Linked DNA regions of Mus musculus: region 2 is linked to region 1. A link is a loop called in an ENCODE intact Hi-C map of the cell type or tissue named here. Cell type or tissue: heart. All regions are shown on one strand. Links, peaks and the distances in the headings refer to the core of each region. The heading gives the core; the rest is flanking DNA. Region 1 overlaps Sptbn1 (spectrin beta, non-erythrocytic 1). Region 2 overlaps Sptbn1 (spectrin beta, non-erythrocytic 1).

Region 1 (8,334 bases), core at 78-8,077:
TCAACCTGCTAATACATACTTTCTCCTCTTAAATCAAGAAGCAAAGGCTGCTGGTATTATAGCTGGCGTTGTGCAGTTTCTTTTACTACATTTATTTTACTGAGTCATTGGTTGTATTCTCACCTCTTGTCCCAAATTTAGTTAAAAGGGGCAAGAACACAGACTACAGTTAGGAACATTTATCTAAAATCATATAACTGATGGTGTCTCCTAACCCCAAGAACTAACATTTTTAGTGGGCATGGTAGAACATTCCTGTAATCCTGGCATTTGGGCGATAGAGGCAGGAGGATTGGAGTTACTCATTCAAGGTAGTTTTCCAGTGCATAATTTGAAGCCAGCTTGAGATCCCATCTAAAAACAGCAGCAGCAAGGAAAGAACAGTCAACCAACTAACCACAGTAGTGCTGTGAGGTAGCCACTGTTGCCTTCCCTGAGATGGAAAAGCTGAGGTGCTCAGGTAGGAAAGAGGACCCCTTCAGGGCCCAGTGGTCCTTCCCATGTGGTGAAAGGAAGAAACTAACTTCCACATGTTGTCCTTTGACTTCTTTCATATGTGTTCTGTGATATGCACATGCTGTTATGCACAGATACACAATGGGGGGGGGGGGGGGAAGCAGAGAGAACACATTTAGTCTGACCAAAAGAAGGGAGGGAGAAAAAAAAGAAGTCATTTAGCTTAACTCTGGTACCATTAGATCAGACTTTTTGTTTAGGATTTTACTGCTATGAACAGACACCATGACCGGGGCTGCTCTTATATAAGGCCAACATTTAATTGGGGCTTGCTTACAGGTTCAAAGGTTCAGTCTGTTATCATCAAGGCAGGAACATGGCAGCATCTAAGCAGGCATGGTGCAGGAGGAGCTAAGAGTTCTACACCTTCATCTGAAGGCTGCTAGCAGAAGACTGGCTTCCAGGCAGCTAGGATGAGGGTCTTAGAGCCCACACCCACAGTGACACACCAAGCATATACAACCATCACAATGTCTAATGTTGAACTTGTGAACTTACAAAATAGAGAGCGTGGAAGCATAGCATTTAACAGGTTCTGTCTATCTTATAGGAAATGATACATACCGTGCCTTCAGCAAAATACTTTTCTGGTTTCTATGAGAAACCACCCACTAGCTTGTAGTTTCAAAGATATGGGCCCCAGGGGCCATACATGGCCTCTTCATAGGTGCTACGGAGGCACTCGTGGAACAGGTCATCCCCCTGGCTTTGTGTGTAGAATAAGAAACCTAGTTCTGGAAGGTCCGAGGTGAGCCTGACAGTTCTTACTGACATGGAGAGCAGATAACGTGCAGGGCAAGACTTCGATCTATTTCATATAAATGCAGACCTGTTTTGCAGTGGCTCTCAGGCTTATACAGCAGTTGGGTGATTGCCTAATATTTCTTCTTAAACTTTAGATCCAGGATATTAGTGTGGAGACTGAAGATAACAAAGAGAAAAAGTCTGCTAAGGATGCATTGCTGCTGTGGTGCCAGATGAAGACAGCTGGGTGAGTGTGCACTGGAAGGACACAAGGCATCTCCAGGATTAAACACAGGATTCCAGCACTAGGAATCCTCCAGGATTAAGTTCCCTGTCGCATCACTGCGAAGGTGCTGACAAGTGTCTTTTCATAGCTTCCACTGAGATGTCTTGTTACCACATAAACAGTTGGTATGTGACATTTCAGAACTGGCTGTCAGAGTGGAAAGAGGTGTGATTTATACTTGGAACAGATCTTATTTCCTTAACGGCTGCATTCTCTTTATCGGAAAGCTCCACGGACAATTAGATCTTAAATTATAAAATTCTTGAAGCATTTCTTTTTTTTTAATTTTTTAATTTTATTATTAATACCTTATAAGCCTTTTTGTTTTCTTTTTTTAAAGATTTATTTATTTATTTTATGTATGTGCATACACTGTAGCTGTACAGATGGTTGTGAGCCTTCATGTGGTATTGAATTTTTAGGACCTCTGCTCCCTCTGGTCAACCCCACTTGCTCGGTCGGCCCTGTTCACTCAGTTCCTGCTAGCTCCGGCCCAATTTATTATTATATATAAATACACTGTCGCTAACTTCAAACGCACCAGAAGAGGACATCGGATCTCATTACGGGTGGTTGTGAGCCACCATGTGGTTGCTGGGATTTGAACACAGGACCTTGGGAAGAGCAGTCAGTCCTCTTACCTGCTGAGCCATCTCGCCAGCCCTTTTAGAGCATTTCTAAGAAGCAAACCCACATATTTTTTAAATGCATTTGGGAGTTTTCTCCTTTTAATTTCTGCCATTTGGTAAACTTTACACAGCAAACTTAGAAGCAGTTATTACGTAAGCCTGTCCTGGTTTTCCTTGTATGCTTTCACTAAAACCCAATTTGGAGATACTTTTACACAACTGCAACTTATTGCTGCTTACTGACATTGTGTGAATTCAGCTATACTAAACGTGTAACATGGCTCAGTTTTCAGCTCTCACTGCTTTCCTGGAGAACCCAGGTTCTGTTGTCCAACACCCACCCCGGTGGCTCACAACTGCTGGAACTCCTGTTCCCTCAGGAGTCTGTGGGCCCCTTCATGCACATGGTGCTCATAAACTTACACAAAACACACACATACATAAATAAAATTGAATAAAATACATATTTTTAAATCCTGTAAAGTGCTGATGAAATTATTTCAGAGTCCTTGGCTCTTAATGAGAATCAGTTCCTTGTCAGGTTAATTAGTGTGTTACTCTTAAAACTACCTTACCTTGGGGCTGGTGAGATGTCACAGCAGGTTAAGGGGATTCAGTTCACATCTCATGGAATTGAATTACCAAGCACTTGTGAAGAAATACAGCTATCTATTTTATTTTTATTTCAAGCAACCTGATCTTAACGGGACACATGCTCAGACAAAATTGTCATTATTGAGACATGACCTTGAGTTTACAGTGAACATGAACACAGGCTTTTTTTCTTTTTTTTTTTTTTTTTTTTTTTTAGCATTTACCAAGGCATAAACCTTTATTTGGTAATTGTTGTTTTGCTTTTGTGGTCTGTCTTTGACAGGTACCCCAATGTCAACATTCACAATTTCACCACTAGCTGGAGGGATGGCATGGCCTTCAATGCACTGATACATAAACATCGGTAAGTCTGAAGAAATCATGGTAAAGGTAGAAAGATACAGTACCATTTTCTGTGGCAGATCTGGATTAGTTGTGGTATCTCCTGTCTGTGGGTTGGATATTGTACCATAGTGGAAATTCCTGCATTCATATTAGGGAGAATGTGTGAGTTCATTATTCAAAAACCATGTATCATTGTTTGATGATTATATAATACTGTAATTTTACTCCACTATGCTATTATTTTAACATTCTCTGGAGCAGTTATCATGCCTCATTAGACACTTGATTTGTTTCCAAGGCATAATGTTTATGTTCCACTGTCATTCTGTATAGGCCTGACCTGATAGATTTTGATAAACTGAAGAAATCTAATGCACACTACAATCTGCAGAATGCATTTAACCTGGCAGAGCAGCACCTTGGCCTCACTAAACTGTTAGACCCTGAAGGTAAGGATCCGAGATATGAAAGGTGGGACTTGGAACATCTCTAGCATGTAAAGTCTTCTTTGTGTTGTACAAAGGTGCTCTGTGTGTACAGCATGCCTTGAGAATTATCAAAAGAAAGGGTAGAAGGATCATTTAAAATTCCAGTTATGGCAACAGTTGAGGATTTATAGAATGAGTTACGTTTGGCCAGACTTTGAGGATGGGTGTGTGAGAGAGGACGCAAAGGTAAAAAGCCAGAAAAGCATTGAGGGACTCTGTGGGAGTGGTGTAAAGAATAACCCTAGGGGGAGGGTGGCCGTCCCTCTGCAGGCTGGAAGCGAACGCTTTGAGGCTGTTTAGCAGGCAGTGGGTGTCACTGAGGTTCTCAGCACCTGTGCTTACTGGGAAGCCTAGCCTAGCACCCAGTGAACGCCTGTGACTGATGTTCATGAGGGTGGGTCTGCTGAGGGTGAGTTGAGGTCAAGGGCATTCTTAGGATGCTGGAGCTTAAAGAAGAGAATGTGAATGGATGAAACAGAGGCACAGTTTTCTTATGATAGACTGTATCTCATCTATGTGGAGCTGATTGCTAGGATCTCTGGGTCTCTGCAGAAGCCAAAGCTTGTCTGCAGATGACTAAGCTGTCCTCTCTGGAACAGCCTATATATATATATATATCCTCATCTAGGTCCCGTTACAATGTGGGATTTCAGAAGAACTTTTTCTAATTTTGAGAAATATTTAAATCATAAAGGGATTATTTAGTTTATAATGCTAGAGGCTTAGAGATCCTCCCAGCTGTAAGCAAATATTAGAGATAGAAATGTATGTGTGTGAAAGTTTAAAGTTCTTATAAATCTAGAAGAGGAAGTTGATCTCCCCAAGGGCATCTTGAGGTCATGTGACTGCCAAGCTAGTTTTTGCTGTTCTCCAGTGCATATGATTACAGGAAGCCAAGATACAATTATCTTAGGCTAACCCATTAAGTGGTTTTTTGATATAAAAAAAAAGCTAAAATTCCTTGAGCTGTGATCAGTCTTCATGTTTAATTAACTCCTTCCTCACCATCAGTGGTGTTCCTTAGGTCTAGCCCTTTGCTAGACAAAAATTCTTTCTCCTTTTCCTAATACACAGACTTTTTATTAATACCATTCATTAATTTTTCTGATCTTTAGTGAGCATAAAAGGGAGACTGATATTTCTCAGATCACAAGACTGGAGCTAAAAATAGCATTTAATGTCTTGTTTCCTATGGTTTTAACCTTAATCACTAGTTGTCCAGTATTCCAAAGGATACCAGTTGAAATGTATTCATTGATTAACTTGGAAATTTTTGCCTTCTATTACTCCAGAAATATCAATATTTTGTGCTTGCTAAATTAGATGCAGCACTCTCTGTCTGTCTGTCTGTCTCTCTCTCTTCAAACCCCCTCTTGTGGACATTGATGAGGATGAGGACGGAGGACTGTGCACTAGCAAAAGCAACTGCAGTTGGACTCTTGGTCCCATTGCTACCTTGACAACAAGTGGGGCTGGGAGTATTCTATCCTGTGCCCTAGAGTTTTCATGTTTAAAATTAAAGAAACTGTTTTCCTCCACACTGTACTATTTACAGAATAGAAATAAGGTTGTGTATGAAATGTATTGAAAAACGAACCTGACAGATAGGAAACTTGTGTGTGTGTTAATTTTAATCTGTTCCTGGCTGAGTGTTTCTCTGAACATTTCCACTCCCAAGACGTGTCATTTTCATTTACTTGATTCACTGAATACACACTGTCCCTCTACCTTCAGGAATTTGGAAGGTGGAGTGGTATAGGAATCCTACAATAGAGTCTTGACCCTTTAGGATTAAGGCTTAAAAGCAAAAACATATGAGTAAATTATATCTTGCAGAAAGTAGACTATGTATCCATTTATACAGAGTCCCAAGGCAGGAAGAAGAAAGTAATTTAACTACAGGAATAAGAAGTGCATGTATTGGGGTTGTAGCTCTTGAGCTGCTCCTTTTGAGCCAGTAGTAAATGTGAGTGGGAGAAGGCCCTTTCAGGCAAAGGCTGGTTGTAAGGAATATGGAAGTATTGGACATACAGGGCATATATGAGTGAAGAAGCATATCCTCCTATGGAATTAGAAACATCTGGAATAACGCATGGCACTTAGAAAAAGCCTGATAAAAGAACTGAAGGAACTGTGCTCACGCTAAAGGGCATTTTGTGTTCATGCTTCTGAGGGCCAGCCTGGGTTGAGTGGGGCAACAGAGAATCCCATTGAGGAAGCCATTGTTTTAAGTTTGTTTATGTGAACAGGAGAGTGTGACATTAAAATCTGTCACTACCTGGATTCAGGTAAAAGGAGACAAAAGTTGTCCCAAGATGTGTGTGCCATGGGCTGAGCTGTGGTGTCTGACCACAGCCCAGTTTGGTTTTAGGGGTTGAGAATAAGGTGAGGAAACAAGCTGGCCTTCTGCAGAGGCATTTGTGGATATCCATGTGCTAAATGAATCTGGTGTGCTGTCTTCCCTGTTGGGGAATTAACTGTGTGATGGCAGAATTTTCAAACACTAAGGAGTTGCTGGATGGTTAAGGGATGCTGGATGTCGTAGCTGCTTTTGCTGCCCTGGCGGCGGCATGACGTGTAGCACTCTGACTGAACCCCTCTGGTTACAGATATCAGTGTGGACCACCCTGATGAGAAGTCTATCATCACATACGTGGTGACTTACTACCACTACTTCTCCAAGATGAAGGCCTTGGCTGTCGAAGGAAAGCGCATTGGAAAGGTGAGCTCCTTACACACATCAGAGCACACCTCCTGCACTGCTTCTGAGCCCTTGTTCTTCTATGGGCTCCACTTTGGCCAGTAGCAAGCAGTACTTAATAGTAGTAGAACCATTGTCTTCCCAAAGGTAGTGAGAAGCAGAATGATGGTGGGGATCTCTGGAAAGGAACTGAGAAGAGATCTCAGACACAAGCCTCCTGTCATCCTTCACTGGAAATCCACTGTTTAAAATCTAACTAAATTGGCTTCACCCTGGTCAGGAAATCCTACAGACCATGATTTTTAAAAGCCTTAGACTTAGGACTTCTTCATCTCATGTAGGCAGAGTTCACTGGCTTGTTTTTGCTTGTTTTGTTTTGTTCCCTGTCCCCCAATCCAGAAATCTTTTTGCTTTTGTAGCAATTACAGAAACCATCATAGTCTTATCCTGGGGGGGTTGGGTGGCTTCAGAACCAGTTCCAGTTGAGTTAGGCTGCCACTGCTCACAGGTAATAGGCCTAGATTGCATGCCTTTTTGCACTTAAGTTAAAATGCTCTGTCAAGAAACAGAACCACAGAAAAGCTGGCCATTGCTCGTGTGTGTGTGTGTGTGTGTGTGTGTGTGAGAGAGAGAGAGAGATAGAGAGAGAGAGAGAGAGAGAGAGAGAGAGAATGAATATGTTAGTAGCATGTGTTCCTTGACTGGTGACACCTGGGTATTGGTTTTCTAACCCTTCCTTTCAGGTGCTTGATAATGCTATAGAAACAGAGAAAATGATTGAGAAGTACGAGTCACTTGCTTCTGACCTTCTGGAGTGGATTGAACAAACCATCATCATCCTAAACAACCGCAAATTTGCTAATTCACTGGTTGGGGTCCAGCAGCAGCTCCAGGCATTCAACACGTACCGCACAGTGGAGAAACCACCTAAGTAAGAGGCAGCGTGTAATGTATGGTCGTTAGTATGGGAGCAGACGTGCAGCAGCCCAAAGACACCTGTTTGTAACGTTGGCGATTTCCACTGTTAACTCAGTGTCCCTCCTAGTAGCCTGTTTTCCTTCTTGCCTGATTTGTAGTTGCTGAGACTTGTTACACACCATGATTCCCCTGAGCCCTATCTAGTAGACTGGACCGTTGACATTCAGGATATGTGTGAGCCGAAGAAGAACACAGGTCCTCAGTCCCTTCTCAAAGCCCTGGCATGCAGTGCTCTGTAGATTCTAGAAAAGCAACACAGTGAAGCCAGCCAGGTGTGGTAGCACACACCTGAAATTGCAATACTTGGGGCACTTCAGGACGATCCTGAGTTCAGGATTAATTCAGACTACATTGCAGGAGCATTCCTCAAAAGAAAAATAGAAGAAAAGTTAGGGTATATATTGATACATAGTATATGTTATAAGACCCTGGACAGATCCGATAAAATATCCTGTAATCAAGCATATGCTGACATTAATACTGTGTTAGGTAAAGACAGTTAATCATTGCCTATCAGTTGAGATAGAGTTTTGCTACCTAAGAAAGGTAATTTTTTTTTCTTTTCTTCAAATGTATGTGATGTATGCACCTGTATATGTTTGGAAATGCACAACTGTGTTCAAGCTCAGAGACCAGAGAAGTGTGTCTGGTGTCCTTACTAACTTGAGACAGGCTCTCTCGACACACCTGAAAGTGCTAGCAGTCATCCTCCCACTATCACCAGCATAGTTGCGGCAGCTTTTAATGCTGGTGCTAGAGATCTATCTGTACTCCTTACACTTGTACAGCCCGGACATGTTAAACCGTCTCTCCAACCCCCTAATTTAATTTTTGAGTTTAGTATTTTAAAATAATTATTAAGTAAGAATTATGGACTTTTTTCCTTGTTTACTATACTTCCAAAGTAAGTCCTTTCATTTCTTGTGAAAATTCAGTTGTAAATTCTTTGGTGAGGGAGGTCTTTGAAACCAACTGAAAATTTAGATTAGACATTTGCTGGCTTGTTCATCCACCTTTCTGAATTAAGTCCATTGCCCAGGACAGTAGTTCTCA
Region 2 (8,334 bases), core at 6-8,005, 50 kb before region 1:
AGACAGGGTCTCACTATGTCACCTTGGCTGATCTCGAAACTCTGTGTAGACCAGGACAGCCTCAGTCCCTCAGAAATCTACTTGCCTCTGCTTCCTTAGTGCAGTACTAAAGGTGAGCATCACACACTAGCTAATGAGAACTTACTGTAATCTACATGTATGATGGTGACTTTATGACCTTCTTAGCTACTTTTTTATTGTTATGAAGAGACACCATGACCAAGGAAACATAGAGAAGAAAGAGTGTGTTGGAGCAGACAGTTCTAGAGGGTGAATGCATAACCATCATGGGAGGGAGGGAACATGGCAGCAGGCGGGCAGGGCACTAGAACAGTAGCTGGGAGCTCACATCTGATACACAAGCACAAAGCATAGAGATAGATGTAACTAGAATGGCTTGGGTTTTGAAAGCCCACCTCCAGTGTCACACCACTTCCAACAAGTCACACCTCATAATCCTTCCCAAACAGTTCCACCAACTGGGGACCAAGCATTCAAATCTATGAGCCTATATAGAGGCTGTTCTCATTTAAACCACCACAATGACCATTCACATACAATGGTATGTGAAGACTGATAATTGAGAGTAAAGTTATAAAAAATGAAACCCCAGCTTGGGACACTCATGTCACAGATGAATACTTTTAGGATATATGGAAAATTACATGACTATAGATTCCAACCTGCTTGGTTTATGGACAAGGACTATAAGGCCCTGAGAAAGTTAGAAGCCAATACATAAAATTATGAAGTTTCTTGATGGTACTTGGATGTTAGGATGAGCCTATGCACCAAATATTCTGTTCTTCTACCATCCTCTGTTGCTTCTAATTGCTTCTGTCTACAGATCACTACAGGAACCTGGTTGTTTCTTGTATCACAGATGCAGCCTGTATGGGCTTCAGTTGTTTTGTTCCTGTAGCTTCCTTGCCAACCATGTCTGTTTGTATTTCACCTTGGAATCTGGCTGCAGTTAGAAAACAGGCACAACCGTTTATCAGTTGGCCCCCTACTTGGGTGAGCAATGGCAGTTTTTAGATGAGAAAAAAAAAACGGGGAAAATTAAAATTGCACAGTCTGTTACTACAGAAAGCTGGTTAAACACGCTGAAAACTTTCCTTTAACACTCCCATGGACATTCACATTTTCCTGCAATTGGTTAGGGTCTTGGAGATTCTAATTCTGAGGTAACTATAAATAAGACTGAGGGCAAGACTCTGGAACCTTTTGTTTTATTCAGGTACAACTAAGCTCCCTTAAATGTGGTGGTTCTTCAGAACTCCTTCATCATTACCTGACCAAGGGTGTGCCTCCTCTTGGCTAAGGCTGATGGCTCAACCTTGAGCTATTCACTCACCTTTCCCTTCCTACCTATGCCAACTTAGGACTAGCTGAAATGTGAGCACAGACATCAGGCTTGACTGGGCCCTACTCAGAATCTCTTCTCCTGGCTCCATTCACATGTCTCCATCACCCCTTTCTCTGTTCATTCCGGTAACCTGGCTTTTGCTGGTTTGGATCCATTGCTTTAATCCACCCCTGGCATACTGTCTCCCTTAAGTCCCTTTTGCAGCATTTGATGCTGTCTGTCTCTATTCCTCCTTGGGTGTCCTCCCTTCTTCATTGTATTTTCATTCCTTGGTGTTTTTCTCTTCAGTTTTGGCTGTCTTGGGGGTAAGTTCTAGTACCATTGAGCTATACCTACAGCCCTCCACTGTTTTCTTTCCTAAGGCCATATTTCCCCCAGATCCCTGCTTAGCTGCTTGCCTTATTCCCCCCTTCCTAGATGTAACTCCACTAAATCTACTCTTGCCCTTGTGCTCCAGAGTCAGTCTTCAGCTTTGACTTCTCTTCTCCATTCCTGACCACTATGGATGTATCACCTGGTGACAAAGAGTCAGACAAAGGTCAGAAGAGAATGCTCATCATTCCTTCTTTATACCCCCTAGCCAGCTCTAATGCCAGTCTTTCTTGACTGTCCTCTGATGGTCTTGTATCTGATTAGTAACCAAAGTTCTGCAGGTGAACTCTTACATCAGTCCATTCCTTTCTAATCCTATTGCCACACCCTAATGGGCCCTTTGACCTGGACAGTTGCAATGATCTCTCAGGTGACTAGCTGCCTTCAGTCTCTCCTATCTGCCAGGTTAATCACTGCTAGACTCTGTTCTCCTCTGGCTCAAAATTTTCCAAGCCCATGCTTGATTCTAGCTTGCTTTCATGCTTCTCTCCCAAAATGTCAGTTTCTTTGTGGTGCAGCTAGCCTGTCACATTGTCTGTTCTGCTCCTTTGGTGGTGACATGAAGAAGCTTCATCTTCTCTCCAACGTACTGGTTGTCTGTGTTTCCGGAACCAGTCTGGGTGTCAGCGTTTCCCTAGGGTTCTGACCCTTCTTAGCTAGGTGTGGCCTCCTTGTTCTCTGAAATCTTTGTGTTTTCTGAGTATTTGACTGTTTGTCTATAATTTGTCCCATACCCTTTGTCTAGGAACTCTCTAGTTTTCCTCAAATCCTCTAAAACAGCAGTGTGTGCAGTATAGTCCAAACTGGCTATATTCTACCTTTTCCCAGCTACTGAGTTAGGTCAGGAGGGCTTTCAGAGTTGCCTCCCATTTTTACTTGGCCCCATGCCACCAAATGGATGTTTCTGTGAGTTGCTAAACCCTTCTTCAGCCTCAATGCATTCATTGCTCTATGGTTTTTCAGTCTATGCTTTTAAGGTTTGAGTGTGGCTATACTAGTTCTCATCTTTCCATTACACTGTATAGAACCTGGCTAATTGGAAAGCTTGTTTAATATATATTCCCAATGAGAGCTGAAAAGGATGATAACTGAGTGGCGTAAAAAAATTTAAAAAAATAGTTGGATGGTAGATAACTTTGCAATCTTGTTTTCTGTGCTATAACTGGATATTCAGAGAGGGACTCACCACATCATTGGCATATTTAACAGTGAAGTAGGGTCTGTTAAAAAGATCCCCCTTTGAAATAATTACCCATGATGCTTTGTAGTCTTGTTGTGATGGGCGACAGAATGTAAGGAGAGATGAGCTTGGAACAGTATGAGCACTTTCACATCCAACTTTAGTGGTTTTGTAGAGATAGGTATTATTTCTCAGTATTAACAGCCAAGGTTGAGAGTCCAGGGTTTTTCTTAAGGCCATGGAATGAGGAAGCTTGCTTGGCTATCTCCAAAATTAGGTTTTGAGAATCCTAGACCAAGTGTGTCTTCTAAGACCTAGCATTTCATGGTCTTGCTAGCTTGGCAGACACAGGAGGGCTTTAGAATATGTTCTCCATCATGGATGTAAAAATGTCTTTTGGTTGGGCCTGACTTGGGAGCCAAAAATTGACAATGTAGACATTAGGACAGGAGCTGAGGTTCTTGAGGGATGAACGGCTAACAGTCCTTGCGTTATCTCTGGCCCTGGCCTGCCCCCACCTCCCCTTCAGTGCACACTGGAATCCTTTAGGGAGGATTTTGAATTAGAACCTTGCAGAATAGAGCTGGTGATCTGGAACTTGTTACGCACAGACCAGGTTAGCCTCACTGATTAGTCTTCCTGTCTCCACAGACCTAAGCATTACCACACTGAAATTACCTTCTGTAGTGATGGCTGCAGGGTTCCAAGCTGGAAGTGCCAAGTTTATTACAGACCTGCCAGTTGTAGTGAGGGGGAAAAGTAGGAAGAGGATAGGACCAGGGTCAATTATTCCCCACGGATATATTTTGGTCACATCATTTTCTACATAGGATTTCTTTTTGGTAGAAGGAGGTGAGAGTAGCAACTAGAGAGAACCAAAACTTGAGAGGCATCAGTAAACAAATCAAAGATAAGTTTTGAAGGTGATTGCTGTTCTTTTCCACAGGAATGTAAAGTTCTTAAGACCAGTAATCCTTCCTCCCACAATGCCTTGCACCACAGTACTCTGATAAATCTTCCTTTCATGGAGTTAACTAACGGGGTTCATCACCTCAGAAATGCAGTTATGGCAGACTGTCTGCTGAGAAGGTTCTTCAGAGGGCCTCGTTCTCATTTCTGTGGGCTGTACCCTACAGGGTGCCTAGACTGACTTTGACTTAAGGTGGCGCCGGGTTGGGCTGTGCTTGCAGTTGGCGCCCGCGCAGTGGCTGCCTGCGCCCAGGTACAAGGCGGCTTGATCAGCGGGCTCTGACCCGCCTCTGGGCCCTGCACCCCTTTTCGAGTGATAGTAATCGTAATCGGATACTTTTCTGTTAGGCGGGGCCGCCCAACTGAACATTGTAATTCCAGCAGCTTTGTGGGACCTGACCGTGCGCGGGTTAGGGTCTGCAAGGTTGGCCTGCGAACGCCCTTCCGCGTGGTTCGGCCGGCGTTTCCGTCACAATGCTGTTATGCTAATCAGGTGACATCACAGCGCAGCTCACCGCAGCTCCCGATTAAATTACAAACCGGCAAGGGGGGTGGGGGCTTGCAGGCAGTAGGTGTGCGCTGCTCTGTGAGCTGGAGCACAGCGTGCTTAGAGTTGGCCATATTTAAAATATTTTCCAATAGGATCCTGCGTCCTTCCTCCTTTTCCTCCTTCCCTCCTCCCTCCCGGGTAATTTATTTCTAGCTTCCAGGCAAGGGCCACACAAGGAAGGAAATCCACAGGGGATTAGATGCCGGGGTGGTAACTCCACCAGGCTAGGTTGGACTCTGCAGCCAACTTCCTATCAGATCACCCTGCACCTATTTCCGACCCGACCGGAATGCGACTGGCTTGAGGTCCAGCCCTTTCGCCTGGGCGGGAGCAGAGCCGCGGAAGCTGCTTGGAGTTGGATGGGGGTAGGAAGGGGCTGGAGCGGGAATCCTACGGTGCAACTGGCCTGGGCCTAAGGTTGGGCATAATGGAGTTGCAGAGGACATCCAGCATTTCAGGGCCGCTGTCGCCGGCCTACACCGGGCAGGTGCCTTACAACTACAACCAACTGGAAGGAAGATTCAAACAGCTCCAAGGTAAGTCCGCTGCCAAGGGCCAGGCCTGCTTGCGGGTGTTCCGACAGGATCCTGGAGCTTTTTGAAGCTTTATTTCTGCCATACGGTACACGACCCTAGTGAAGATAGCAGCCACACCGCCCCAGGTTGACTGTGAGCACCTAATTAAGGCATTAAAGGAGGCAGTTGCTCACACTACTCCAGGCTCTAGATTAGCCACCATTTGTAGTCTCGCCAGTACCTACCTTTTGGTTCTAGGCTCTAGTTGTCAGGTATCCTACTTTCTGTTGTATGTTGTACACACACACACACACACACACACACACACACACACACACACACACACACACACACAGAGAGAGAGAGAGAGAGAGAGAGAGAGAGAGAGAGAGAGAGAGAAACACACACACACCATTCGGGATGCTAGGAGATTAATGTTAATAGATCCATTAGTATGCTTTTATTTCAGCCCGCCTCTTTAACTCCCAGCCCCTTACCTCTGGGAGCACGTAGAGGTGTAAAATACACTGCTCCAGACCCAGTCCAATAGAACAATAGCAAAGGGGAGGAGGAAGTGGTCTTTTTCTTCCTAAGTCCTTGATAAATTAGTTTTAGTTCCTAAGCCTAATTTTAACTCTTGATGTATTGTGTTGGAGGACAGCTTTCCCATTAATTTGGTGGGCTATGTAATTTATAATAAAAGCCACTTATTGTCATTCCAGGGCTATGGGTAGGATTAGTTGGATCACTTACAGACATTTTCTAGAGTCTATGCCAGGCTCAAAGATTTAAGGTATCCAGTATTTTGCTGCACATGTTTTTCTGGAGAGCAGGTTCCTGGAACAGTTGTGTGCTGTTTCTGCTTGTATCCCTGGGCTGTTTCTGACCAGTCAGCATGCCTTGGTCAGCCACTCAGCCTATACGTGACTAAAAAATAAAGGTCTCTAGCTGAAAATAGAGCTTGCACTTAGAAGCCTGTAGAATCTGGTAATAGGTAGGAGTAGCTCTAGTACTGTAAAGAATATCCAAAGACTGTGTGTCTCTTATTTTAACTCCGTCCTAAATGAGGAGGTATGGAAGGAAACATCTTGGTCCTCGTATGTTTTCATTGGAAAGTGGTGATCTCTTTCATTCATTGATTTACTTTTCTTGTAAAGTATTTTGACAACATTGACTTGTTTTGGAAAATGAGGCAGAACAGGATGTGATTTTTAAACATTTGCTAGATGTTGCTGCATTCTTTCAGCGTCTGGCTAAGAGGTGGGTCATTAGCACTGGGAGATCAACTAAGTCTTTAGTTGCATCTCTGAGTCATTGAAAGTGGAATTTGCTTTCTTGAAAATTTAGGTGAGTGAGCTTGCAAGTAGTGAAATAGAAAACATATATTCTAGGTCTTTGAGGAGCCCTACACTTGTAGAATCAAAAGAACTCAGAATGCCCCCTTTCTCCTTGGCCTGGGCTCTCTAAGGAGAAGAAGCACTTACAGGATTCAGTCAGAAAACTGTTTCAAGCCTGTCCATGCTGTGTAGTGTCAGTAAAAACAATCAAACAGTAGAAAGTATAAAAAGAGCCTGGCAGTGATGGGACACGCCTTTAATCCCAGCCCTTGGGAAGCAGAGGCAGGCGGACTTCTGAGTTTGAGGCCAGCCTGGTCTCCAGAGTGAGTTCCAGGATAGCCAGGGCTACACAGAGAAACCCTGTGTAAGAGAAAGTATAAAGAGGATGTGTGTGGAACGCACTGTTTGACCCACCCATAACAAAAGGGTTATTCTAAAAGGTTTAAGTGTAGTTGTAAGTTGCTCACTGCTTGGGGTGGAGCTTATACACAGGAAATGTCTTAACTGTCCTCTTTGGACAAGGAAATGGTTTTTAAAAATCACACGAATGCCCTCTATTTTAGTTCATGTTCTTTTTCCTCAAGGAACTATCTTTTAAAAATGGTGGGGATTAAGTTGTGTAGTAAATATACCAAATTTTTAGAAGTAAGCTCGGTCACTTGCTCTAGCTCCAGATGACTTTTTAAATACTGTGGTTTTGAGTTGCATAAGTTTACTGTTGGTGTTTCTATAACAGAAAACCACCTGTGTTGAAGAACTGAGAAAGGGTGAATTAACTTTCAAATAGGATGGGTCACATTAGGGTCACTAACTTCCAACAGTGTCCTAGTGAGAAGAAAAACAGATTGGGGTTTAAACAGGATGAGAGTTTGGGGGTTTTGTTTGTTTGTTTGTTTGTTTTTTCGAGACAGGGTTTCCCTGGGTAGTCCTGGCTGTCCTGGAACTCACTCTGTAGACCAGGCTGGCCTTAAACTCAGAAATCCACCTGCCTCTGCCTCCCAAGTGCTGGGATTAAAAGCCTGTGCCACAACGCCCAGCTGAGAGTTTATATAAAAACCTTTCTCAGCTCCTGATCCTTGGTGTGCTGTTCTGATCCTTGTAGTTCTTGTAAATGTTATTTTTGATAACATAAATTCTATGTACTGGTATAATTTTATACATGCTCGAAGGCCTGGGGAATAATCTTTCTTAGCTCTTGTCACCTAGTGTATGGGATGTTTTGTTGATTTTTTTTTAATGCCCCCCTTATGAATTTATATACTTGGTATATATGTCTGGGAAGGGCTTTCATTTCATGGAAGTATGTTACTATATTTGTTGCTGGATGCAGTTGGTTGGAGTTTGCTTTTCTAGCAGCTGAGCAAAACCTGATATTAAGAGAAACCTGGTCTGTTTAGATAACATAGTGTGTAGAGATTTATGGGCCAGTGAGTAAGTGGCGGGGTGGGGGTGGGGGAATCTCATTGGCTTAAGGAACTGAGAGATACTGGTTTTGGTTAGCTTGTTTTAATCACTCCTAAGTTCATAATAAGAGAGGTCAGGGTCTTCAATCTCTGAACTCTGACTTTAGCCACCAGTACATAGCTTTCTTTCATTTTTCCACCTGTCAAATTAAATTATTCAGGTCAACCCCTGTCTTATAAAGTTGGATTCATTTTCTGTTGTTGCTTTTTTTACTTTAAGATAAGCGAAGAAAGTTGAAACAACTGGTTTCAGCTTCCTGCTTAGAAAACTGTGATTACAGAAGTTCACAATACCTTCCCTGTAGTTGTACATCTGCCTGCTTAGTCCTTGTGGGAGAATCCTCTGCCTTGTTAGTCTCCCACTGTGTTCTCTTATGCATGCTTATTGTATATGAAAAAGTATACGCTCTTGAGCTTGGCATTCAGGACTTGTGCAAATGGCCCTATACTGTGTGGTCTTCCTCTTCCAACTCCTTCACTGCAGTCAAACCTGTAGACAGGTAGTCAGTCCCTCATCTCTAGCCTGCCTTCTTCCGCTTCCCTTCCTCTCAGCCCAGAGCACTGATTGGCTGTAGCAGT

Evidence for each region. A loop is a pair of places that touch in the nucleus more often than their neighbours do. Peaks named below come from ENCODE experiments on the same cell type or tissue, not always from the same donor. Only the 100,000 strongest peaks of a DNase experiment are listed, where the experiment ranks them.
Region 2: a loop joins it to region 1, with 1.8 times the contacts of the local background. A loop is called at or near these places in 7 of 42 quality-filtered maps.

The regions. Positions count from the first base shown.
Region 1 is chr11:30,144,729-30,153,062 of GRCm38, reverse strand. It overlaps Sptbn1 (spectrin beta, non-erythrocytic 1), which reads left to right. Exons shown (of 35, transcript NM_175836.2): 4 at 1,416-1,507; 5 at 3,053-3,133; 6 at 3,448-3,563; 7 at 6,212-6,324; 8 at 7,047-7,234. Among named protein-coding and RNA genes, the nearest start is that of Sptbn1, 71 kb to the left of the region's middle. In heart, for the core only: CTCF peaks have their summits at 2,534 and 4,983; no DNase peak of the experiment used is centred there.
Region 2 is chr11:30,194,366-30,202,699 of GRCm38, reverse strand. All of the region lies in intron 1 of Sptbn1 (spectrin beta, non-erythrocytic 1), which reads left to right. Among named protein-coding and RNA genes, the nearest start is that of Sptbn1, 21 kb to the left of the region's middle. In heart, for the core only: a CTCF peak has its summit at 4,085; DNase peaks (open chromatin) are centred at 4,299 and 4,719; H3K4me3 peaks cover 3,069 bases; H3K27ac peaks cover 2,811 bases.